2 separate regions of the Homo sapiens genome follow, and region 2 is linked to region 1. Evidence: chromatin contacts called from ENCODE Hi-C or POLR2A ChIA-PET data. All regions are on one chromosome and are shown on one strand. Each heading gives the region's core, a stretch centred on a gene start or an enhancer-like site at or near the end of the contact. The rest is flanking DNA. Distances are from core to core; before and after follow the strand shown. Region 1 holds the start of DSC2 (desmocollin 2). Region 2 holds the start of DSG3 (desmoglein 3).

Region 1 (4,220 bases), core at 1,491-3,990:
GCACAGGAGAGCCAGTGATCTTAGAAGGTTTATTAGTGGTTAGCAGAAGACAGAGTTCAAGTGGCTAAGCCAGGTGTGGTCTGAAGAAACATTAAGAAGTGAGGAAAAGCTGATTTGTGGAATGGTGAAGGATTACTTGGGTATATGGGAAGGAAGGAAGGTAAAGGATCCTACCCTCCTACCAAAGATATTTCTCCCCCCTTTTTGAGACAGGATTTCGCTCTGTCACCAAGGCTGGGATGCAGTGGCATGACCAGGGCTCACTGCAGCCTGGACCTCCCAAGCTCAAGCAATCCTCCCACCTTAGCCTCTCTCCAGTGACTTGGACCACAGGCGCGCACCCCATGCCCAGCTACAATCATTCTTACTTAATAATTTCTTACACTTAGTATTTACGCATTTCTCACACTTGAGACTCACAACCACAACAGCCACGTGAGGTTGGCAGGGCTTTGCACAGATGTGCACAGAGCAAAAACCAGCAGAATGAGAGTGTAGGCAGGGCCAGCATACTTCCTACCCCACTCCCCGCCTATCAAACTCCGAAGCTAAGGAAGAACAAGGAATGGAAATTCAATTTCAGTGTATTCAGTGATACCCCACCTCCTCCTAAACAGAATCTGAGATAACACACAGAAAGCTCTCTCTGCAGGTATATGCAGAGCAATGCCACGCATTGCCAGCGTCTGTGCATGCCTTTTCCTTTAAAGAATGGCCGGTGGTTTTAAAAGAAATTGCAATTTTATTAGGAGTCTAATGAAAATTTATTTCTTACTCATCAACATATGTTCTGACCGTTATTTATTCCATTCTTGGTTTCCTCATCTGTAAAATGTTAACTGCTGTGTACTTGGCCCTTTCTATGTTATTAATATGCCCTGAGAATTCAGTTAAGGGTTTGAAGTCCATTGAGCTCCTCGAGAAAGACATTCTAATAACAGTAACAATTACCAATTCATGATTGTAAAATGTGGAACTCTACTGCGAAGTGAGAGCGGAAGAGAAGGGGAAATTATACGAATATTTCAGCCCCCAGTTCACTTCTCCCAGAAGGAATTAGCCTTCCGGGTTCCTCCCTTTGTCCTTCAAGATTGATTGGCGCCCAACGCCTTCTGCTTAAGACAAGGAGCACTTTTCCACACCTGTCGATTTTTTTCCTCTTCCAGGGAGCCAGGAAAAGTCCAATCGGACTTTTTATATCCCCAATTCCCCAGACGCTGCTCCCGGCATTGGCTTTTTGCGTCTTCAGGCTCCCCAACGAGATCCCATCGGTCAAGCCTGGGAAAGGGGCTGTCCCGCCCCAAATAAGGCCAACCACTTAGGCTCCCAGCTCTGGGAAGGGGTAGGGTCATTGCTGTAGTGCTCTTTAAAGAAAGAAAGAACCTGGGGCAAGGGGCGGTGGCGCGGGGGGCGGGTGGTGAGCAGAAAAATCGAGTCGCCTCTGGGGACAAGAAATCAGAAAGACCCTTCCTTCCTCCGAAGATTTAGGGAACTGAAGCCTCGCACGTTAAGAAACCACTGAAACTGTACAAATGCTCACCTAGGGCTCGCCGGTCGACAGTCCTCAGGAGCAAAGGGTCAAGATCCCCTCCCCCACCCGCCACTTCCCCCCGCCCTTCTCTCAGAGTAAACAATTCCCAGAAAGGCGAGCAGTTCCCTTTTTCACCCAAGGACACTCGCTCTCCGTCCCGGCCGCCCAGCGGTTCCCCTTTCCGTGGCCTGGGCAGGCGCTGAGGCACAGGGAGCCGCACGTTCCCGAGGCACAGGGAGCCGCACGTTCCCGAGGCACAGGGAGCCGCACGTTCCCGGGGAAGGTGCCAGAGGCCAGCTGGACGGCCCCGGCGCACTCCCGCCCCGGCGCACTCCCGCCCCGGCGCACTCCGACCCCGGCGCACTCCCGCCCCGGCGCACCCTGCTCCCCGGCGCGTACCCAGGGGCCACGATTTTGGCTGGGCGAAAGCGGCCCGCTCCCGCCTCTCCTTGAGTGCGCTGATTACATCTACCGGAGACACCTTCCCTTCCCTTGGGGATCCCAACTCTCAGGTCGCGATCCTCTTCCTATCTGCCCTCCCCCACCCCCGCCAACTCCATTTTCTAGCCACCCAGAGGCCCCTTCACCCCAGCTTTTCCCGCCACCCCCACCTATCCCCGTTCCCCTAGTTTTCCTCTGCACCCTAGGCGATCGCCCCCTTCCCCGGAGCGGTGGCCGCGGCTACACTCACCGCGAGGGTCAGCAGGAGCAGCCGGCAGAGGGCTCCGTTCCAGGAGCCGGAGGGGCGGGCTGCCTCCATGGAGAGGGCTCGGGGCAGGTCGCGGGCCGAGCGTCGGGCCGGGGTAGGAGGGCTCCGCGGGGCGAGGGCCGCGGCCGGAGCGCAGTCTGGGCCCGCTGCTCAGGAGGAGCGCGAGGCGGAGGAGGTGGGGCGCGCGGAGAGGTGCTTTTCTTAGCTTCTCTGAAGCGCCTGCCTCTCATCCAAGGGGCTTTTCCTTTGGCGGAGGGAGGGGCTCCAGACGCGTCCAAAAGACACCGATCGGCCCCTCCTTGTTGTCTATTTAAGACTTAAGACTTCATTTCTCTAAGAAAGCCACGGGTGGGAACTCCCTCTCGCCGCCACCCTTTTACCTGCGCAAGGTGTTTCTCACCAGCGGACGCCACCTATAAGGCCCATCTCCCCCACCACGCCCCGGTGTCCGCTCCGCCAGGCGAGATTAACAGCCGGCCCTGCCCAGCAGAAGCCCTGACTGCACAAAGACTCACTCCTGAGTGCGCGGTCGGCCCCGGCTCCGCCCTGCCCGCTGCCCTCGGCGACGGCCGTGGTCCCTGCCCTGGGGTCAATTACAGAGCGAGGTCTGAGCCGCAGAGGCTGGGTTTTAGGTCACAGCTGCCTGAGGCCCACCTGACAGAAAGTTGACTCCAGGGAGACTGTTACACACTCTACTGGAGTGAATTTCCTACACACACCCACAAGCAGTTCAGACATCATAGTCATCTGAGGCACCATTCTTTGGGGTCTTGTGTTTTTAGGAATTTACTGGCATGACAATGATACAAGACAATCGCCATAATTTAGAGACAAAAATACATATATACATACATACGTACGTAAAGTTAGGGAATCAAGGCGACTGCAAAATAATAAAATCGAGGGTGAGTTACTATAAGAAATGCATCCATTGAGGTCCTAGTCGTGGGCTACATGTGGTTACTGATTTTCTCCAAGAACATCCCTGGTCACAAATAGAGTTATAACTTATTTCCTATACCGGACTCCTGAACATCCAGTGGAGAGTTCTCACCTTCTTTACTACCATCAAAACCAGAGTTCATGGTGAGAAATGAATAAGAATGGGATAATTTACATTTTTATTTGAAGTGCACTTAAACTAAATGAATTATTGCAGCACACAATCTGGAAGATTAAGATATAAATGCTGTTTCTTTTAGCTCTTCAGAAAGCAATGACAAGGCATCTGACTCATCCTCCTGCACCTCTTTTCAATTACTGACTTAAACCAGGTAAGCCTGACCACAAAAGAGAAACTTGTCTGCTCCCTTTTATTTGGTTTAAGTTTCCTCAGGGATGTCCTGAGAATCCTATGTGAAAAGCCAACCCTGACACTCACACCATTTCGATTCTTGAAAATGTTCACCATCTTAACACCATTGTATGCCGAGCCAGAATTACTGCAATACTGAGTGTATATTTAAATTAAAAATTAATGTCAAACAGCGCATGCCTTACATTCTCTGTGTCTGTGCTATGCTCATGCCCTATTTTATTAACGAATGCCACTAATGAGCTGTTCTGTCTCCATATCCATAAAATTATCATTGACCCTTTGCTAGTAAAATAAGCCTGAGTCATCAGCATGAGACTATAATTGACATCCTTCCGTTTCCATATTTTTTAACACTCATAGTTTTCCATCAATGATACCATAAGCACACCTCATCCTATTAAAGATGACATCATGGTCTCTAGCATGAAGCTTTTCAGAGGACAAAAAGAAAGCTATAAGCGTTTCAGGTTCTGGAGATCTACTCAGACTATCATCACAGGCTTTGACTATAGGACATTTCCAAACTCTTGCCTACTCTTTACCCTCTGATGCCTTAAGGGCAGCTCATGTTTTTCCTCATTCCAGGAAAGGGCGGAAGAGCAATTTGACTAGAATTCATCTTAGATATTTATTTTCCTCTTTCACATTAATTGATAGAGGCT
Region 2 (3,913 bases), core at 1,174-3,673, 350 kb after region 1:
ATCAGAAAATGTAATATATAAAGATGTAATGAAGAAAAAATAAAAATACATCTATAATCCCCTCATTCAAAAAATAAGTTCTAGTATATTATGGGGTTTGTCCATGCTTATATATTTCCTCACATTATATTATAAGAAAAAAGCATCCATATACATCCACATGAACCCAAACTCTCACCACTGTTAAACAAATTCAAACACTAAATTCAGAAAGGTAACCAACATTTTGGTCACTGAATTCCACATTATATAAATCACTAACAAATTCAATAGTACTCAGCTCAGATTTCATCACATTTATTTGTTAACTAGTCTAGTCACAGAGAAATTACCTCCTAACTCAGAAAAGACCTTGTCCTGTGTGTCAGTTTTCCCATGTTGGAAAGGATTCAGTAGTAGTTCACTTTTTGATTTTAGTCAAAAAGTGCATAAAATATGATATATGGAATTTAGTGGGAACTCTACAGAGAACACCAAATTTGATCTTTTGAAATTTTCTTTCCTAGTGGAAGCAGATTTTAAGGGTTCTCTAATTATTTCTCTATTAGCATCAACACTCATCAGATTTGTCACAAATCCATTTAAGATATATGGTAAAACTCAGGGATGAGCAATTTTTCTTTTTTTCTGTAAAGAACAAGAAAATATTTTTGACTTTGTGGCCATACAGTCTCTATCCATATCAACTCTGTTGTTACAACACAAAAGCAGCCATTCACAATGCATGAACAAATGGGCATGGCTGTGTTCCAATAAAACTTTATTTACAAAGTCTTTATTTCAAAACCAAGACTTTTCTGGAAATGAAGAGTGGTAATGGTCATGGTTGCACAACAATGTGAATATATTTAATGCCACTGATTTGTACACTTAAAAATAGTTAAAATGATAGATTTTATGTTATGTATATTTTACCACAATTTAAAAAGAAACAAAAACAAAATTTTGTTCACAAGATGTTTTTTCTAACTCCTAGACTACACAGTCCTTTCTGCTTAAAATACTCTGTGATTGGCCTGGCGCGGTGGCTCACGCCTGTAATCCCAGCACTTTGGGAGCTGAGGCAGGAGGATCACGAGGTCAGGAGATCAAAACCATCCTGACTAACACGTGAAACCCCATCTCTACTAAAACTACAAAAATTAGCCGGGCGAGTTGGCGGGAGCCTGTAATCTCAGCTACTCGGGAAGCTGAGGCAGGAGAATCACTTGAACCCGGAAGGCGGAGCTTGCAGTGAGCCGAGATCGCGCCATTGCACTCCGGCCTGGGCAACACAAAGAGACGCAGTCTCAAGTAAGTAAGTAAGTAAATAAATAAATAAATAAATAAGAATAATGTTTCATTTTCTGTACTACTCGGGAGCCTGAGGCAGGAGACAGCCTCCTCAATTCAGGAGAATTGCTTGAACCCGGGAGGCAGAGGTTGCAGTGAGCCGAGATCGCGCCACTGCTCTCCAGTCTGAGCGACAGAGCGAGACCCCGATTCAAAAAAAAAACTGTGATTAAGTGGTTTCTAAAACCTAATGTGTAATACTTGCAAAGATAAAATTGCTCTTCTACCAAACCTTTCTTTCAATATTTCTGAAACTGTAAAAAGTACTTTAAATTCTAATGTTATAAGCAAAGTAGCTAAAATGGGGCTGGTAATTTTTCCCCTCTGCTTTATCTTGGGTTAGAGTCGAAGTATTTAAGCACTTCCGAGTATGTAACAGCAAGCAGGTTCACCACACTGGGGAAAATGTCTTGAGTAATGAAAAGAGCACCAAGATAATCTACCTTATTAGGCAATCTAGGCTTTTTTGAAAGTTATAAATGAAAAGAAATACAGTATAAAAGATGTCATTTGAGTATTATCAGAGTAATTTTGCAACGCATTATTTATATATTTCAAATATTCAAGGCACCATATAACTGTTCAATTTTATTTCTTTTTTTTTTTTTATTCAAAGCCTACATTCATAGTTGCTTAATGGGATGTTTTTCTTCTTCATATTTTTAGTGCCTTTCAATAAAATATATCATTGCTTAACATCTACATTTTGCTTAACTTTAGATCTACCCACACATACTCAGGCTGAAAATAAATGCTCTTTTACAAGTTAGATTTTGGGGGATTTTGTACGTTTTGCTTTGCTTTTCGGTTTTCATTGTAACCATAGTCAACTAGATTCAGCCATAAGACATCAACACTGACAAAGTGTAGTCCGGACTAGCTTTTGCACTTCCACATCATGATTAATTTATTATTCATCTGGTACCTTCCTATTAAACTTTGTCTTTAGCCTGTGAACTTTTCTTTCAGCTTCCAACAAAGGATTTCATTGCTTTAGGAATCGAGGTGTGGCTAAGTTTTTACCTGGGAGCAAAGGTGATGCAAGCGTTTCTGGTGAGACCTACCCTTGGTTTAGGGTGGGGAGGGACCGCATAACAGACCATCTGTAGACTCCTTCGGAAAGCAGCAGAGACGCTGCAGAGGGCTTTTCTTAGACATCAACTGCAGACGGCTGGCAGGATAGAAGCAGCGGCTCACTTGGACTTTTTCACCAGGGAAATCAGAGACAATGATGGGGCTCTTCCCCAGAACTACAGGGGCTCTGGCCATCTTCGTGGTAAGTCCTGGATTTTCCTAATAATCACAAACTTCCCTGCTTCCTCCCTTGTTAAAGAATATTATATTTGATTGCACAATCTTTATTATAAATTCTAAAAGGAGTGCAGTGGAAATCAACACTTTGAAATGAAATCGTGAAGATTACCAATTTCCTTCTTTTGTTGTTTTTTATGTTGTATTTTACATAGAAAAATAAACCAGAAAGAAATGAGTTTTAAAAACCATTTAGAATTTTTTTTAGTTAATGAATTAAGTAATCTTAATCACAGGTTATATTTTCCACAACATTTTCACTTTCTTTAAAGTTATGCTTTTACTAGTTTTTCTAACCCACAAACAAGAACACAGGAGCCACTTCTATTTTCCAAGATTACATGTCTCTTAGCATATAGCTAAGAACTCTACACGCCTGGGCTTGATACCTGACACGCTTTTAAAAGTAAAAAATCGCAGAATTAAAATCAAAGCAGTGTTTGACTCTAGAGAAGTTGGGAGGATTATTAAGTAAGTATTTATGTTTAGCTATTATGTGCCAAAAGAAAATGTCAGCCTTTGGGGATGGGGGGAAAGACATACAACATTTTAAAGCCATTTTTTTCAGAAAAGTAATACTTCTGTTGATTGAGAAAGTCGTACATAGTATTATCTAAAAGAGAAACGGAATGTTACAGACTGTTTAAAACCTGGATGTTACAGACTAACTTACTCCTTAACTGTGTTCTTATAGCAAAAAAAAAAAAAGAAAAGTCACAATATTATCTGTTACACGGAGATATCAAAATAGTTAAATATACCTTAAAAATGAATGTCAAAACAATTCCTAATGCTAATTTGTATGGTTTCCATGATAAGCTGGGTTGGCCTAGGCATCAATTTACCTCATTTCTTCATGAAAAAAATTGAGATAAATGGACTTCAAGAAGTCACAGGGAGATAGATCTCAAGAAAGGACTTTCTTAGCTCTCCCTAAGATTTTTGTTTTTGTTTTTGTTTTTGAGACAAGGTCTGGCTCTGTTGCCCAGGCTGGAGTGCAGTGGTGCGATCTCCAACTTCTGCCTCTGGGGTTCAAGTGATTCTCGTGCCTCAGCCTCCTGAGTAGCTGAGATTACAGGCGTGCACCACCACAGCCAGCTAATTTTTTTGTATTGTTAGTAGAGATGGGGTTTTGCCATGTTGACCAGTCTAGTCTCAAACTCCTAGCCTCAATGGATCCGTCCACCTCGGCCTCCCATAATGCTGGGATTGCAGATGTGAGCCACTGCACCCAGCCTCTAAGATTCTATTTCTATTACGACAATGTAAC

What was found. Hi-C counts contacts between places; a loop is a spot of excess contacts on that map. ChIA-PET counts read pairs that join two places held with the same protein, here RNA polymerase II (POLR2A). Pooled maps may share reads with other maps.
Region 2: a loop to region 1 is called in a pooled map, with 4 times the contacts of the local background. The contact joins the promoter of DSG3 here to the promoter of DSC2 in region 1. A Hi-C loop is called at or near these places in 1 of 50 pooled maps. POLR2A ChIA-PET finds 5 or more read pairs at or near these places in 3 of 52 experiments (H1, MCF 10A and WTC11).

The regions. Positions count from the first base shown.
Region 1 is chr18:31,099,681-31,103,900 of GRCh38, forward strand. It overlaps DSC2 (desmocollin 2), which reads right to left and starts at 2,741. Exons shown (of 16, transcript NM_024422.6): 1 at 2,223-2,741. The coding sequence starts at 2,291. It overlaps DSCAS (DSC1/DSC2 antisense RNA), which reads left to right and starts at 1,908. Exons shown (of 4, transcript NR_110785.1): 1 at 1,908-2,043; 2 at 3,443-3,514.
Region 2 is chr18:31,445,318-31,449,230 of GRCh38, forward strand. It overlaps DSG3 (desmoglein 3), which reads left to right and starts at 2,424. Exons shown (of 16, transcript NM_001944.3): 1 at 2,424-2,608. The coding sequence starts at 2,561.